Regions from separate parts of the Homo sapiens genome. Here region 1 is linked to region 2. The links are chromatin loops, found by intact Hi-C in ENCODE. Cell type or tissue: MCF 10A. All regions are shown on one strand.

The links. Hi-C counts contacts between places; a loop is a spot of excess contacts. Peaks named below come from ENCODE experiments on the same cell type or tissue, not always from the same donor. Only the 100,000 strongest peaks of a DNase experiment are listed, where the experiment ranks them.
Region 1: a loop joins it to region 2, with 5 times the contacts of the local background. A loop is called at or near these places in 53 of 110 quality-filtered maps.

What each region holds. Positions count from the first base shown.
Region 1 is chr9:109,179,229-109,187,228 of GRCh38, reverse strand. It overlaps EPB41L4B (erythrocyte membrane protein band 4.1 like 4B), which reads left to right. Exons shown (of 26, transcript NM_019114.5): 23 at 1,624-1,740; 24 at 4,432-4,500. Among named protein-coding and RNA genes, the nearest start is that of FRRS1L, 16 kb to the right of the region's middle. RefSeq lists an enhancer at 1,213-1,712 and a silencer at 6,706-7,000. In MCF 10A, a CTCF peak has its summit at 3,479 (motif pointing left); a DNase peak (open chromatin) is centred at 3,868.
Region 2 is chr9:109,312,636-109,320,635 of GRCh38, reverse strand. It overlaps EPB41L4B (erythrocyte membrane protein band 4.1 like 4B), which reads left to right. Exons shown (of 26, transcript NM_019114.5): 1 at 1-495. The coding sequence starts at 190. Among named protein-coding and RNA genes, the nearest start is that of EPB41L4B, 4.4 kb to the left of the region's middle. RefSeq lists a silencer at 107-216. In MCF 10A, no CTCF peak of the experiment used is centred here; DNase peaks (open chromatin) are centred at 2,245 and 4,125.

The sequences.
Region 1 (8,000 bases), 130 kb after region 2:
AAACTTACCCAGGGGCTGTGTTTTATTCTTCACAGCAGGATGATATCAACTATTTAAGGAAACTCTCTTGAGATAAAAGACGTGTATATTTGTTCTCTGGAGCAAATGGTCCCTCCCTGAAACCCAAAATAACCCTGTCCGTGGTTCCCTCTCCTAACATCAAGCATCCTCTGTCCTCCAACCTCATCCTCACCAGTACAAGCTGTTGGACCTCTGCTGGGCGCATGGTGCTATTCAAGGATAAGGTGGAGAACCCTGCGTATCCCAAAGGATGTGGCACTTTTTTCACAATGTTTGGTATTTTCCAGCTAAGTAGCAGGGTGTCCCAGTGTCAAACGAGATGCCACGGCTGGGCCCATGCATCTCGTCATGGGTCAGGGTCAGTTTGTTTTCTGAACACAGATAACAAAGAGCCAAGACATATGAAATCCTCAACTATATGTTACAGCTGGGCACAATGGATCATGCCTGTAATCCCAGTACTTTGGGAGGCCGAGGAGGTGGGGAATCTCTTGAGGCTGGGAGTTCAAGACCAGCCTGGGCAACATAGTGGGACCTCGCCTCTATAAAAAAGAAAAATTAAAATATTAGCCAGGCATGGTGGCACATATCTGTAGTCCCAGCTACTCAGGAGGCTGAGGCAGGAGGATTGCTTGAGCCCAGGATTTTAAGGCTGCCATGAGCTGTGATCACACGACTGCACTCCAGCCTGGGTGACAGAGCAAGACCCTGTCTCTTAAAAAATATGGCATGGTAGCTCACACTTGTAATCCCAACACTTTGGGAGGCCGAGGCGGGTGGATCACTTGAGGTCAGGAGTTTGAGACCAGCCTGGCCAACATGGTGAAACCCTGTCTCCATTAAAATTACAAAATTAGCTGGGCATGGTGGTGCATACCTGTAGTCCCAGCTACTTTGGGGGCTGAGGCAGGAGAATCACTTGAACCTGAGAGGCAAAGGTTGCAGTGAGCTGAGATCATGACACTGCACTCCAACCTGGGTGACAGAGCGAGTCTCAAAAAAAAAAAAGGGAAATGAAACGATATGTTTCTCCCCATGATATATTTCTTTCCTGGTGCCCTCTGTTGATATCCACTCACTGACATACCACAGTGTGTGCCCTTGTTCAGCAGAGTGCAGGAGGGCACTGAGCATGGAAGGCAAATGCTTCAAGTGTGTGGCCACTCCTCACTTCCTCCATGGCTCACATCACTAAGTCATCCTGGCTATCTTTCTGGCTTGGCCTGGGCAATGCTTCAGAACCCTCAACCGCGTGCCAAGAAGCCACTACCTGTCCTGTGCAGTTGGCACAGGAGATAGCCTCTACCTACCAGGCCTGGGAATGGGGTCTTGGTATGTCATCTGCTCAGATGATGGAGACAACAGATGAAAGACAGAAAGGAGAAAAGAAGGCTGAGAGAGAGGGTGGGGGGTGGGACCAGAAGCCAGTTGGCCAGAGCCTGGAAGTAGGCTGTGGGTGAGGCTGGCTTGAGAACAGTCTGGAGTTGCCAGATCTGTCTTGCACTGTGCTGTCTTTCTCTCCTTTCCCTTCCCCTACCTCCTCTTCCTCCTCCCCTTCTCTTGCCACCTCCTCCTCCCCTTCTCTCCTCTCCTCGTGAGCAGGCAGAGCCCGCCAGCAACCCCCACTGTGCCCACTCTCGCTGTTCTCCTCCACTCTCTCTCCCCATGAAGGAAGAGACCACTGGAGTTTGCATGTACCCTCCAATCAAAACGAGGCTGGTAGGTACCCTGGCAGGGAGAGGGGCCTGGCCAGGAGAGGTGAGGTGGGCAGGAGCCACCAGGCGAGGTGGAAGCCTGGGTGGGCGTGCAGAAGCCCCAGATCTCGGGCAGAGCCCATCGACAGGTGCCCTCACTCCAGATGGATGGAGGATTTGGAGTCCAGCTGGCCCTGGTCAGTTTGGAACATGCAGCTATGGAGCCCACTTCGCCTCTAGGTCTCAAGAATCAAGAAGAGTTTGTTTTCCTAGAATTTTGATGAGCATAGATGCTTTCCCCAGAGAGAAATATATGCTTTGGTACTCACCAGACGGACTCTTATGTTGCATTTCTATTGAAAATAAAACTTCTTTAAACTTGTCTTCTTCTGCTATTTATCAAGCTAATGATGTAATAGGAGTGCTACCTGACAATGTGAACAAAATTACCTGTCATCCCAATTTAGCATGATTTTTTGTCATTTTTACATATTTCCTTCTATTTATTCATATCATTCATAATTTTACATAGTTAAATCATAGTAACCATATTCTCTCCTGTTTTCCTCTTTTCACTTAATGCTGCTATGTTGTTTCTAGCTTGTTCTTGTTACCACATTATATGACTATTTGTATTTCATCAAGTGAATGGTCTACCATTTATCTAACACATTCTTTACTACAGGATGTGCGCTTTGTTCGCAGTTTGTCATTATTTGGGAGAACACATATAGCTTTTTGCATCAGGAATTTTATTTTCTTAGGCTATACCCTGCTGGATTAAACATGGTGACTTTGGCTTTTGCCCCCTTTCTAAAGTGGTTGTGCTAACAGATAGTGCCATCAGAAGAGAGTGACTTTGCTTTTCTCCACAGCCTTAGCAACACAGAGTGTAATTGTTGAAATCTATTTTTCTAATTTACAGCAGGTATAAAATAATTCTTTGAGATTGCTAACTTTCACCTTTCTTTCATAGCAATAATAAACCACTTTCTGGCAGGGCACAGTGGCTCACGCCTGTAATCCCAGCACTTTGGGAGGCTGAGGCAGGCAGATCACCTGAGGTCAGGAGTTTGAGTCCAGCCTGGCCAACATGTAAAACCCCAACTCTATTAAAAATACAAAAGTTAGCTGGGCATCGTGGCACGTGCCTGTAATCCCAGCTACTCAGAAGGCTGAGGCAAGAGAATCATTTGAACCTGGGGGGCGGAGGTTGCAGTGAGCTGAGATTGCGCCACTGCACTCCAGCCTGGGTGACAGAGTGAGACTCCGTCTCAAAAAATAAATAAATAAACCACTTTCCCTTTCTGCTTCATGATGATCTGAGAGTCTTATCTGTCTGTTACTTTCTGCTAGGATATTGGTCTCAGAGCACCATGCTGACTCAATAGGCAACAAGAGGAGAATGTACCCCAAGACTTCACCCCAAGGGTCCTTCTCTCACCTGAGTCAAAAAGGCAATTTCAGGCCTATTCTGGCAATTTTGAGATGTGTAAAGAGACCAAAGAAATTTGGGGGAAGGGGAGCAGGCTTGGGCTGGACATCTCAGTACACGTGGCAAGGATATTGTCATCCCCACATGGGGGAGACTTGCTTTACCCATTTGGGAAAGCTTGGCTGATTTGGGTCTGAGCTAATGTGTTCTTACTCATCCCTGCCTCACCCTCCCATTGGAGCCACTGAAGAGCATTGAGTAGCTATCCCAGTGTCCACAGGCAAGACCTCGAGACACACAAAGCCTGCTGCCCCTGGGCAGTGGTGGCCTTGGTGTCTTGCCTGCAGCCCTCTGCTGGCGGGTGGTATGGTATGCATTCACCAGCAGGTGTGCAGACAGTTTCTGTCCCCCAGGAATGTGCACAAAGCTGGTGTCAGAGTCATCTGGTTCCTGGGCCTGATGACGTACCCTAGGCCAGCTTGAAAAAATAAGCCCTTCCATTTCCCAAGTTCTCCAGGAGGCCAAAGACAAAATGACCAAAGAGAAAGACATGGAAGTCAAGAGTCTTTTTCACCACCACTACCTGATCAGCTGTTCGTCTGGCCTTTTTCAGACTAGCTCAGTACTACAGGTACTCCCAGCACTGGGCATCTTTGTGCATCAAGCCATCTGTTCCCAAAGGCCGTGGGGGCAGGATTCTCCCATGCTTCCACGGGTTTCCCTGAGGTCTCCCTCTACTGGCCAAAGCGTACAGGGAGTCCAGTAACTGAAGTGATTAGACAGGGAATACTTTCTAGCTTAATTAGCCCAGCCGCCTTGTACCCTGCCTGCTGTAAGAGACCGTGTCCCAGGATGTGACCTCTCAGCAGCCTCTAGGCCATTCCCACAGCTATGGAGAAGTCATCAGAAGCCACCTCAGGCAACTCTGACTCCCTCATTATCCACCTTGATTGTGGCTTTTTATGAGTCAGGCCTGGAAAGCCAAGCAGATCCCGCTGAAGGCAGCTCCAGGGGGAGGCAAGTGTGGGGGCGCTCTAGGAACACGAGACTCCAGGCTGTCATCCCTGCTGAGGCCCGTCCTGCAGTCCAACTCCAGGCACAGATACAACCACCAGCTCACACTCCTGAGGGACCCTTTGTATGTGCCCTTACACGAGTGATGAAGGCTCTGCGGGGGCACCCCTGAATCCTTTGGTTCCATTTTAAAGGTGCGCTGCCAAAGATTGCAAAACTTTGTTTTCTAATCTGAAGGTAACCCCCTTGTCTTTCTCTCTTTTGAAGATAAAAACATTCCCGGTTGATACAATGAACCCGTTTCCTGATACTTTCACCACAGGGCCACAGTTTACTGTAAGTAGATCCAGAAAACAGATGTGCATTTTAAACCCTTGTTCCCATGCGGTGTGCTTTTCTGCGGGATGCCAGACAGCAAGGTCAACCGCTTCTTTTGATCACCGTTGAACTCTGTGAGGTTGGGAAGAAACTTGGATTTGCAGTCTGCCTCTATTTTATTGATGTGACATTGACATAAAATTAACCATTTTAAAGTGACAATTCAGTGACAGTACATTCACAGTGTTGTGCAGTGACCACTTCTATCAGTTCCAATACATTTTTATTGCGTCCTCCAAAAACCTCACACCCATTAAGCAGTTCCTCCTCATTTTCCCTTTGTTCCTACCTGCTGGCAACCACCAGTCTGCATTCTGTGTCTGTGGATTTACCTAGTCTGGATATCTCATATAAATCAATTGTATCATATGTGACCTTTTGTGACTGGCCTCTTTCACTTAGCATAATGTATTTGAGGTTCATCCACGCATGTATCAATACTTCATTTCTTTTTTTGTTTGTTTGTTTGTTTTTGAGACGGATTGAGATCTGTTCTACTGCCAAGGCTGGAGTGCAGTGGCACGATCTCGGCTCACTTCAACCTCCACCTCCCAGGTTCAAGTGTTTCTCCTGCGTCGGCCTCCTGAGTAGCTAGGATTACAGCTGCTTGCCACCACGCCTGGCTAATTTTTGTATTTTTAGTAGAGGTGGGGTTTCATTACGTTCGCCAGGCTGGTCTCCAACTCCTGACCTCAGGTGATCCACCTGCCTCAGCCTCCCAAAGTGTTGGGATTACAGGCGTGAGCCACCATGCCCAGCCTCATTTCTTTTTATGATGGAATATTATTCCATTGTATCTATATACTGCAATTTGTTTATCCACTCATTTATTGGGGGTTTTGGGATTGTTTTCACCTTTTGGCTATTGTGAATAGTGCTGCTATGCATATGTGTGTACATGTATCTGTTTGAACACCTGTTTTCAATTCTTTTGGGTTGGATCTTGATAATGGTGTGGTCTTAGGTAGGTCACTTTACTACCCTGACCACCAGCAGCTTTTTCTTTTTTGCTTTTAGAGATGAGGTCTCACTATGTTGCCTAGGCTGGTCTCGAACTCCTGGGCTCAAGTGATCCTCATACCTTGGCCTCCCAATGTGCTGAGATTACAGGCATGAGCCACCATGCCTGCCCCCTCTTCTTACTTAAGGTGAAAGTAGTAGTAAGAATATCCTCCTCATATCCTGTTGGGGCAAGGATCAAAAGGGACCAAGAATTTGAAAGTGTTTTACCAACCACAAAACATCCCACACCTGTCAGTTATGATTGTTGTTTCTCAAGGCTGGAGAGGCAGGGTGCTGTGATGAACAAGAACCAGTCACCCTGACAACAGACTTCTTGTCACCACCTCTCTGGGTGTCACTGGGCAGCTTATTTATTCTGCCAAGGCTAGGCACAGTGGCTCATGCCTGTAATCCCAGCACTTTAGGAGGCTGAGGTGGGAGGATCGCTTGAGACCAGAAGTTCGAGATCAACCTGGGCAACATAGAGAGACCCTGTCCCTACAAAATAATAATAATAATAAATTAGCTGCCTGTAGTCCCAGTTACCCAGGAGGCTGAGGCGGGAGGATCTCTGGAGCCCAGGAGGCTGACGCTGCAGTGATCTATGACTGCACCACTGGATTCCAGCCTGGGCAACAGAGTGAGACCCTGTCTTGATTTTTTAAAAAATTCTGCCAAATGTTTAAATCCTGTAGTTTCCTCATCTACAAAGAGAGAGTTTGATAATGTTCATGCTTCTTTTCAGGGCTCAACTCATTCTTTAAATGAAAGCTTCTGCAGAAGCTCACTGTATAATGAGCAATTAGATGGAGCAGAAGTGAGGAATCTGGGGTCCACACCTCCTTCCTCTCACTCTGTCCTCCTCCCGGGAACCAGAGCTTGCAATTTCTATGATCCCTGAAGCTCCTTCCGAAGGGTTTTTGTGCCATCTGGAGGATCTGTGAGGTGGGCTGTGGGTGGCTAAAGGTAGCTCTAAGTGCAGTCTTACGAGATGGATGATGGCCACTACCCAACATGGCTTCAGCCACACAGGGAGGGAGAGAGCAGTGGCTGATTCAAGTTTCAGAGGATGAGCAGAGGTGGGAAGGTGTCCAGCAGGGCAGGCGGAGGGAAAAACAGGTTCCTAGAACAGTCCATTTCTAGGGTCATGAGCTGCTTCCAGCATCTGCCTTTTAAGAATGAGAGGGCAGAGACATGGGGCTCTGCCAGAATGTTAGATGCTCTTTCCCTGACACTCGTCCTGGCTCCCTGCAGTCTTGCTGGACACAGCTCCCCAGCTGGAAGCTCCGGCTCCACCTCCCTTGGTTGGCCATAGTGGGGCACTCTGGCCTTCTGCCCAGCCTTGGCAGTGCTGTGAGACACTCAGGGAAGCCCTTCCCGAAAGCTGGGGGCCAAGATGGAGCAGGAAGCCAATGGCAGAAACCATGCTGGGACTTTTAAGAACTGAGCAAGAGTGGCTCGAAGACAGCTGGAGCAGCAGAGGGAACAGCATGAGCCAGACCCCCAGGGCGGGCGGGGTCATCACACATTCAAGGGACTGAAAAACAGGCCAGTGGGACTGGGATGCGGAAAGCAAGCAGGGCTGGGTGAGAGAGGAGGAAGGGGATGTAGGTGGTGATAAAACTGGAGGGGCACAACCATGTTGGCCTTGTAGGCCACAGTAGGGATTCTGATCTCCATCCTACGAGCAACAGGAAATCTTTGAGGGACTTTGAGCAGGGCAGTGACAGGGCAGATGCACTTGGAAGGGATCCCTGTGATCACAGTGGGAGGACAGTGGCATCCAGGCAGAGTGGATTCAGGACAGTAGCCTGGAAACGCAGGACAGTGGCTTAAGGGAGAGAGAGCAGAAAGCTTGACCCACAGTGGTTTTGCTGGTGGAGGTGGACAGAAGTGCACAGATAGGGAAGATATTTAGGAGGCTGGTAAGATTCAGGATTAGATGAGGCAGAGAGAGGGTCAGAAATGGTTCCCATATTTCTGATTTGCAGAATGTGGATGGACAGTGGGTCCATTCACTGAGATAAAGAAACTTGGAAAAAGACTTGGTTGGGAGAGATGAGTTTGCCTTTGGCCATGATGGATTAGAAATGCCTTTGAAACATCCAGGTGGACACAATGAATGGGCAGTTGGAAATCCAAGTCTGTAACTCAAGAGAGTGGACTAGACTGGAAACAATGACTAGGGAGGCAGTGACAGGTAGATGGTAACAGAAGCCAAGCTCATGGGCTTCAGCTTCTCAATTTTCTCACCCCTGTGTGTAGTGTTCTCATCTCCTTCCTGCCAAGATCATGACACTTGAACTTTCTGCAGGTTTGGCCTCTCCACAGGCCTCCAGACCTATCCTGGCGACAGTGACAGGGGTTGTTTAGCAGCGCTGGGAAGCTCTGCACAAAGTTGGTCTGGCAGTCGATCTAGCATTGATGGAGCTGGGTTTCAACAGCTGGGCTCTTGC
Region 2 (8,000 bases):
GCCCCGCAGGCGGCTAGAGCGCGGCCTCGGCCTCGGCGCGGGCTTGCCCCGGGCCGTAGCCCGCGAGAGGCGGCGCGGGCGGCCGAGGGCACTGACGGCGTCGCGGGACGCTCCCGGGCGGCGGCGCAGCGGCAGCGGCAGCGGCAGCGGCAGCGCAGGGGGCGGAGGCAGGGGGCGCCCCCAGCCAGGATGCTGCGGTTCCTGCGCCGGACCTTTGGCCGCCGCTCCATGCAGCGCTACGCGCGGGGCGCGGCGGGGCGCGGGGCCGCCGGGCTGGGGGACGAGCGCGATGGGGGGCCACGGGGGGGCCCGGCCGCCGCCGCCTCCTCCTCGGCGCTGCCCGCCGCGCCCGGGGGCAGCGTGTTCCCGGCGGGCGGCGGGCCCCTGCTCACCGGCGGCGCGGCCGTGCACATCTCCGCCGCCGGCGCCGCCAAGGCCACCCTCTACTGCCGCGTCTTCCTGCTCGACGGGACCGAAGTGAGCGTGGACCTGCCGGTGAGTGACGGGGCCAGTCTGGGGCACTGGCACCTCGCGCCCCTGGAGGCAGCTCCCCCTCCCCCAGTGCTTGCATCGGGGGCGCTTCCCTTGCACCTCCCTGGGGATCCCCTCCCCCATCCTCTTCTCCGAGCACTCCTCAACCCTTTTTCTTCTTGGGCCACCCCGTCCCGGTCTCTTCCGGGGCCCCACCTTTGGCCCGTGCCCCCTCCTTGGCACATTGCGCCGCGGGGTTGCGATTTCTCTGGCGCCCACCTAGTCCTTGGGGCCTCGCCCCCTCCCCAGTACACACGGTCCCCAAGTCCCGAGACCCCGCCCCCCCTGGTGTGGGTGGCCGGCGCTCCCCTTCCGTCCCTAGCTTCCAGCAGGGGTCTTCCTGATACTGGGTTATTGGGTAGAAAATCTCAAATCAATGTGAGGCCGTCCTGGGGTGTCCAGCTTGTCCCCCCTCAAACTCGCCATCAGGCCTTGATGAGACAGCAGAGAGGAGATCCCCTCGCTTGCTGCTCGGCAGGCGCCCCAAGTTTGGGAGGCGGGGGTTAGACCATTTCTGCTCTCTGCTGATCCCTTCTGGATACACCCCATTCCCATTCCCTGAGCCCCATCTGCCCCGCAGCCTCCTCGCAGCGGGTAGGGTGACTTGGGAGCTAACTCTAGAGTCGGCTGTCTCAGACCTGCCTGCCTTGCACCGGCAGAGCCCTTTGCTGGGGCGCTGGGAGTCGACCCCGGGGTGCCCGGGGGGCCAGGCGCGCCTGACTTTCTCCCTTGGGCACCGTGCGTGGGGTCGGCGGGGCACCTCAGGGCGGCGGCGCCTGGGCCTGCGTCCCGGGCACCCGCCCACAGGTGGTTGCACCCCCGCCCCGCGCCAGCTGAGAGCTGGGCCGGCGCTGCGGTCCGCTGCAGGGCGTCCAGTTACCAGTGAGTCTTCCTGGCTGAAGGGGCCAGATCAGATCAAATCAAACCACACATTAATCGGGCGCCCACTGTGCACCCGGCGCTGCGGCAGACGGTGCCTTCGGGAATTTCTGGGTGTGACTGAGGACACAGCGGTAATTGAGCTTTAGATGAATGTTACAGATCATCTCGAGGATGTCAAGGGAAGAAATAACATACCCGGACTTCCAAGGAAGTATATAGGCCTTCCCGGGTGGGAGAAATGTTTGGACTTCATGAGAGAACTAGGAACATGTGAAAAGGGTCTCAGATGGGAAAATCAGAGCCTGCCTGGCTTGGAGTTTAACGCTTCCCGGTGTAGGCTGAATTTCGAGACAGTTTCAATTTATGGCAATTTTATTTTTGTGGTTCTTTGTGCTCTCCATAAGATATCATTTTGCTATGAAAATACCCTTTTGGGGCCTTTTTATTGATGGAAAAGGAGCCAACATTCGGGTGCTTAGAGCTGTTGCCTTTAAAATAGCATAAAAATGTTACTGTTCCCCAACAATGAGGCTCTCCAGCTTTTTATTCAGCTGGGAGAGGAGGCCTGAGGAGCCGGGGAGGAGGAGAGGGGAGCAGGCTGCCTCTGGAGTGGGCAGCTTGTGTTAGGAGAGGATGTGGCGTAGTTTGCATCTCGGATCTGGGAAAGGAATGCTATCCTTGGGAAGTTTGACAGTGCTCCTTGCCGGTGGTTTTCTCATCTGTTCCCTGGGGATGATTCGTTTATAAAATGTATTGCTTGTCAGCTCCATGAGACAGGCTTAAGTGGTGTGCATGGTGAATAGACCCAAACAGGTACACAAACGAACAGGTTGGGACAGGAAGGCTGACTGATTCCAGCCAGTGTAGCCCTCACTGGAGCCTGGTGGGGGAAGGGGATATTTGCATCCTAAAAGGTTTCTTCACTTTATAAAAGGCTGCTTGACAAAAGAATTCCCCTGTCCCAGGTATTCCCAGGACGGCAAATTTCTTGATTCCTCTATGATGTGACTTAGTGAAGCCCACATTGTATTTATGCGCGTGCACACACACACACACACACACACACACACACGTATATGCCCCCTGTCCACAGGCAGATAAAAAGCAAATGCTGGCTTGTGTCACGTGAGCTCTCAGGGAGGAAAGATGAAGAAAAATCGCCAGTGGGCACAGCTCATCGATTTAAAGATTTATTAGATATTAGGACTGCATCACAGTCTCCTACACTAATCTTCCCAGATCTGAGTGTGTGCTCCTGTAATTAATTCTGAGTTACGAGGTTAACGCCAGGCGGCCAGCTCCCCAATGCATTTGTAGCATTTGCTGCTCCTCAGACCCACTTCACTGGGCTCACTCTTTATGCTGTCCTTTTTGACATTTGGCCCTGCTTGTCATTATTCTCTTTTGTGTTCCTGGATTTTTACCGCTTCCTGGGCCCTGGTGTTGCCTTGCTGCTTGTCGCAAGATAGGATTTACCTTTGACCGTGATACCCCAAGCTGGCTTCTCAGGCACCCAGGGACATTGCCAGGCTAAATGTCTCCTTTGTAATAAAAACCCTCAGGCGGCGTTAGCCTTGAGAATTCCTTTGCTCAACCTCCTAAAAGTTGGCTATGTGCTGTCATAAACCTTTTTATTAGCCCTAGTTAGGATGCTTGTGTTCTGAAATTGTCTGGAACACAATAACACCCTCAGTGTGACCGTGCTGTGGCACCTCAGTCCAGTCCAGACCACAGTTATTGGGCGTCTCCAATGTGCCAAGCTGTGTGCTGCAGACACAAAGGTGAATGAGATGTGGCCTGGAGGCTCTTGGGAAACGCAGGTGAAAACACGTTTCTTTTATTCTGGGTGATGCTAAGTGATATGACTGGCACACCCAGACAGGGTGCTGTGGCCGGATGGGATGGGGGAATCGGAAGGACTTCCAGGAGACTTTGACACTTGAGATTATGGGGTCTCAGATCCAGTGTCCCTTGGCAAAGCCACAGGCCAGTTGTTGTATATAATAAAGAGAAAAGTAGCTGCAATTGTTTCTTCTGACAGGGCTTGGAGCCCCCTTCTCTGGTGATAGGTTGAGTCACCTAGCATCCCTGAGTGTTCTTTTTTTTGTTTTGTTTTTTGGATATGGGGTCTCATCTGTCACCCAGGCTGGAGTGCAGTAGTACGACCACAGCTCACTACGGTCTTAATCTCCTAGCCGCAAGCAATCCTCCCACCTCAGCCTCTCTAGTAGCTGGGACTGCGGTTGTGCACCACTACACCCGGCTAATTAAAAAAATTATTTTTATAGACATGGGGTCTCACTGTATTGCCCTGGCTGGTCTCAAACGTGTAGGCTCAAGCGATCCTCCTGCCTCAGCCCCTAACAGTGTTGGGATTACAGGCATGAGCCACTGCGCTTGGCCCCTGGGTGTTCTTAGTCTTTGCTATGGATAGTCAGCAGCTTTCCAGTCTTTGATAAAATAAAATGTGAATAAAAGGATCTTTTTAAAAAAATCTATAACATGCAGTCTAAAGTGGACTTGCTGTACAAACCCAACTTCCAGATGAGCCCTTGCTCGCCCTACCAACCAGAGTGCCAGCCTGAGCCAGTCCTCTTCAGAAACCCTGGCCCTGCCTTCGACAGCACCTCCCTCTCCTTAGCCTAGCTCAGCCCTGCCCAACCCTCAGGTGTGGTCTGGTCAGAGCAGGGCAGGACTCCCTCCCTCGGCCTGCCCTAGACGCTTTCCTTCTATTAATGCAGCTGAAGATCCCATTAGTGTGCTTGGCAGCGGCACCCACTGTTGACTCATATTAGCTCTCTGTTGACTAAATCCCTGGCATCGCTTTTGCTCGTGTGGCTGTTGCTCAGCCCCGCCTCCCGTTGCCCTGTGTGCTCAGTGTGGAAAGCTGTTAGGATGTGCGGTCGGCCAGTTAGCACTCCCGCCATGCTTTGGAGGGAACGGCCCATGGGCCATTGTTGCATTTGGTGCACTTGCCTCCCCTGCATCTGGAACTCAACATTGACTCATTGTGGTCCAGTGTAAACATGGAGGATTTCAGAATTCGAAGATCTACCTTTGCATATTGCACCCTGGCTCTGCAGCTTTGGGCAATTGCAGCTCTCTGAGCCATTGACTTCCTGATCTTTCAAATGGGGATGTTGGGAGGATTTGGTGACGGGAAGGCCTCATGGTGCAACAGAGTGCTGAAAGGTTGCTAGTAGGTTGTAATCTTAGAAACCTCTCCTTCCTCTACTTTGAACTTTGGAAAGATTTGAAGAAGTTTCTAGTAATAGACATTAAAAAAAAAAATGCTGTGCCAGGCAGGCTAACCATTGCTTGGCTCTTCTTTAGTGGAAATTGGAAGTTGGATGTAGTATGAGAAATGCTTTTTAAAAGTTTCACTTTGGATGTGAAAAGTGATGTTTTTTTCAGCAAAAACAGGAGAATCCAGGTTTTTAGAATTTTAGGACTGAAACCTCTGATCTCACATAACATACATGATACAACATAAAGGTCATATGGCTTATTTTGGAGTTGAAGGGGACCCTGGACAGCACCTCCCCGGCCCATTGGAGAAACTGGGAAGCTGTGGTCTGTGGCTATAAAGTGACTTCCCTTCAGTCAGTCAGTGAAAGAGTTGGAACCGGCTGCTTTGGGAACCCTGATTGTCAGCGTCTGAAGGTGTCAAGCGTAGGGTCAGCAGTGGGAGGGAAGACTAACCCCACGTCCTAACACAGGATCATGGAAGAGGGATGGGGTACATTCCTGGCAGTTGGAAATAGAACAGATTTTCCCAAACAGTGGAAAAAATGATCCCAACTTCAGTGTTCACAAAGTTCATCTGGGATTTTTTTTCTTCCATTAAAATTCCCAGAGCACACCCCGAGAATTTCTTGATTCAGTATATCAGGAAGCTCAACTTTTAACAAGTTACTCCAGGTGATTCTGATGCAGGTGGTCTCTTCACAGCCAGTGAAAAACCCTGGCCCTAGAACTGTGAGAACAGAGGCAGCTACACCATGCATTATAAACTGCTGTAGCAATGGGGCGAGCAATACCATTGCTGTAGCAATGGTAGGGGGGTTGGCAGTCTTTGAGCTGGGGTTTGACCTGTACTTTAGGGAGCCCATTTTTGTCACAGTGGAGTGGAGGGCTAGGGGAGGGACTGGAGACCAGTCATGCCATTGCATTTGTCAGGTAAGGGGTGATGAGGGCCTGGCTAGGAGAAGGGGGCAACGGTAGAGCAGCTCACAGGTGGAGTTGGGTGAGTGTGTTGGGGAGGGTGAAGGTTTGAGATAGAGCTGTCTTCACTCTTGGTTGGGAAGAATTAAGGGACCCGCAGGAGGTTGAAGACAGCTTCTCATTTCTACCCTTTCCCAAGGCTCTGGCTGCCATGGGCACACTGGCTTATCCCAGGGCTCTGGGTGGCTTGCTTTTTTTGCCCCTGTAGGGTAGGTATTGGCTAAAGGTGGCCTTCCACTACTTGCCCCACCCACATCCCCTCTCAGACCTGGAATGAGGCCTTGGATATCTAGTGGGTCATGAGTTTGTGTTATTTTTGGATATGCCTTCTTTGTTTTAAAAGAAAGGCTGAGGTGGGGGGGGGTGAGAGAGGGGTAATGAACACCCTTCCCAAAGGGGGTGTCGTGATACAAGCAAGAGCACTAACTCCCCTTCTATACTTGCTGGATTTGTCAGTGTTAATAAGGGGCGGGGGTTGGCCTGCAGGGGGAAGGGGCCGCAGCCTAGCCTCTCCAGTGCCGGTAACATGACCCTACACTGGTACAGGGCTCTGAACAAATATTAACTTGCTAAGCACTTTCACGTGCATAATCTCATTGAATTCTGTTCCTAGTACCCTGCAGTGGATGAAGGCACAGGTCTGTTTCGTTTTGAAATAGCAGAAGGTCGATGGGGGTGGGGCCTTCCCTTAAATTCTTGCGTGGGGACTTAGAAAAAAATCCAGCCTGGCAACCACAGAAATCCTCCGCCTACCATTTGTCCTCAAAACACGTGTTCCATCCTTGCCCACTGCTTGACTTCCTTTGGCCGGCTGGGAGTGGGCTCCTCCCCGGGCCTCTCTCTGCCCTGCCTGGAGCCTTCTCCTCCAGTGGGAACTGCACTCCAGTTTCCACCTGTAGCCCGTGGCTGCTGCCTGAGGGCAGGGTCAGCTGCTGATTCATCTGGGTGTGTTTTCCAGGTTCGTGTGTGTGCTCTCCTTTCATTTCTCGTTTACAATGCATTCATCGAAGACCCATTTGAAAATACACAAAGGTTGGAACAACATCTACAGTTTCATTAAACACTGTTAAAATAGGGGTGCGCATTCATCTGTGCTTTATTTCATATTCAGATATAAACATGTTTTTAAAATGATGAACTTAAGTGGGTTGATGGAAGTCTCTGTCTACTCCCACCTCAGCACAGTTGAATAAGGATGGTCGACTTGGAGCTTGTATCTCTTTAGGGTGAGGCCCTCGGCTCTCCTCTCTACATTTCCTGGGACTCTTAGCTGGGGTGGGGAGCCCCCAGTGCTTGTTAGCCATCTGCGCTGTGTGCTGCCTGCTGCCCCTCCCTTGGTAGGAAGCAAGCTGCCTGGCACTCTGACCCTCCTCACCACAATTACTTTCTCTTGCTGGCAGGTTAAAGGTCTTGTTGATGTGACCTCAGAGTCCCCTTGCATCTGAAAGCAGCTGCTATGGGGCAGTCTCGACTCTCGCCAGCCCAGGATGCCTGTGACTCTGCTACCAGCCAGAGCTGACCTGGCAGAGTGGGGCTGGAGCCGGGCAGCATCCTGGTGTGCCCCCCCACCACCCTAATCCCTCTAATCTCACTCCTTCTGCAGCCTCTGTGGCCTCTCTCTAGAGCTAGATTAATTTTACTAGTCCCACCTGATTTTAATTTCTGGTTTATTTTAAATTGTTTTCCAAAATGTTTTTGTTTGCTCACAATATGTTTTCTTCAGTCAGCAAAGGCTTACTGAGCCCTTACACTACATTAAGCATGGGGGAGGGGTATCGGAGAGAGAAGAGTGTTTCTTAAGCTCCCAGTCTTGAGGGGCAGACAGAGTAAACAGATACCCATAAACCAACATGGGGTGGTGCCGGGGGTGAGCAACTGAAGTGTGGGCTGGAGTTGGAGAAGGTTTTTTTTTCTTTTTTTGGTAACATTGGGGTCTCACTATATTGCCCAGGCTGGCCTGGAACTTCTGCCCTCAGGAGATCCTCCCACTGCGGCCTCCCAAAGCTCTGGGATTACACGTGTGAGCCACCACACCCGGGCAGCTGGAGAAGGTTTGGTCCCCAGAGTGACAATGGAATTGCCCCAAAGGATGTGTAGGAGTTCAGCTGTGTCTGGGTGGAGGGAACAGCAGGTGGAAACGCGTGGAAGATGGGGGTCAGAAAAGCCCCATCCCTGGGCTCCGGGTTCCTTGGGGTAGGGGATTCAGATGAGTTCTGGCTGTATGCCTGGATCTTAAAGGAGTGAGTGAGTGAGTTGCCTTTGAAATGAAGATGATGTCGGGACCCCATCTAGGTGATTATCTTGTTGAATCCTCACAAAAACTGTGTTGATGGTTACTGTTGTTATTCCTGATTTGTAGAGGA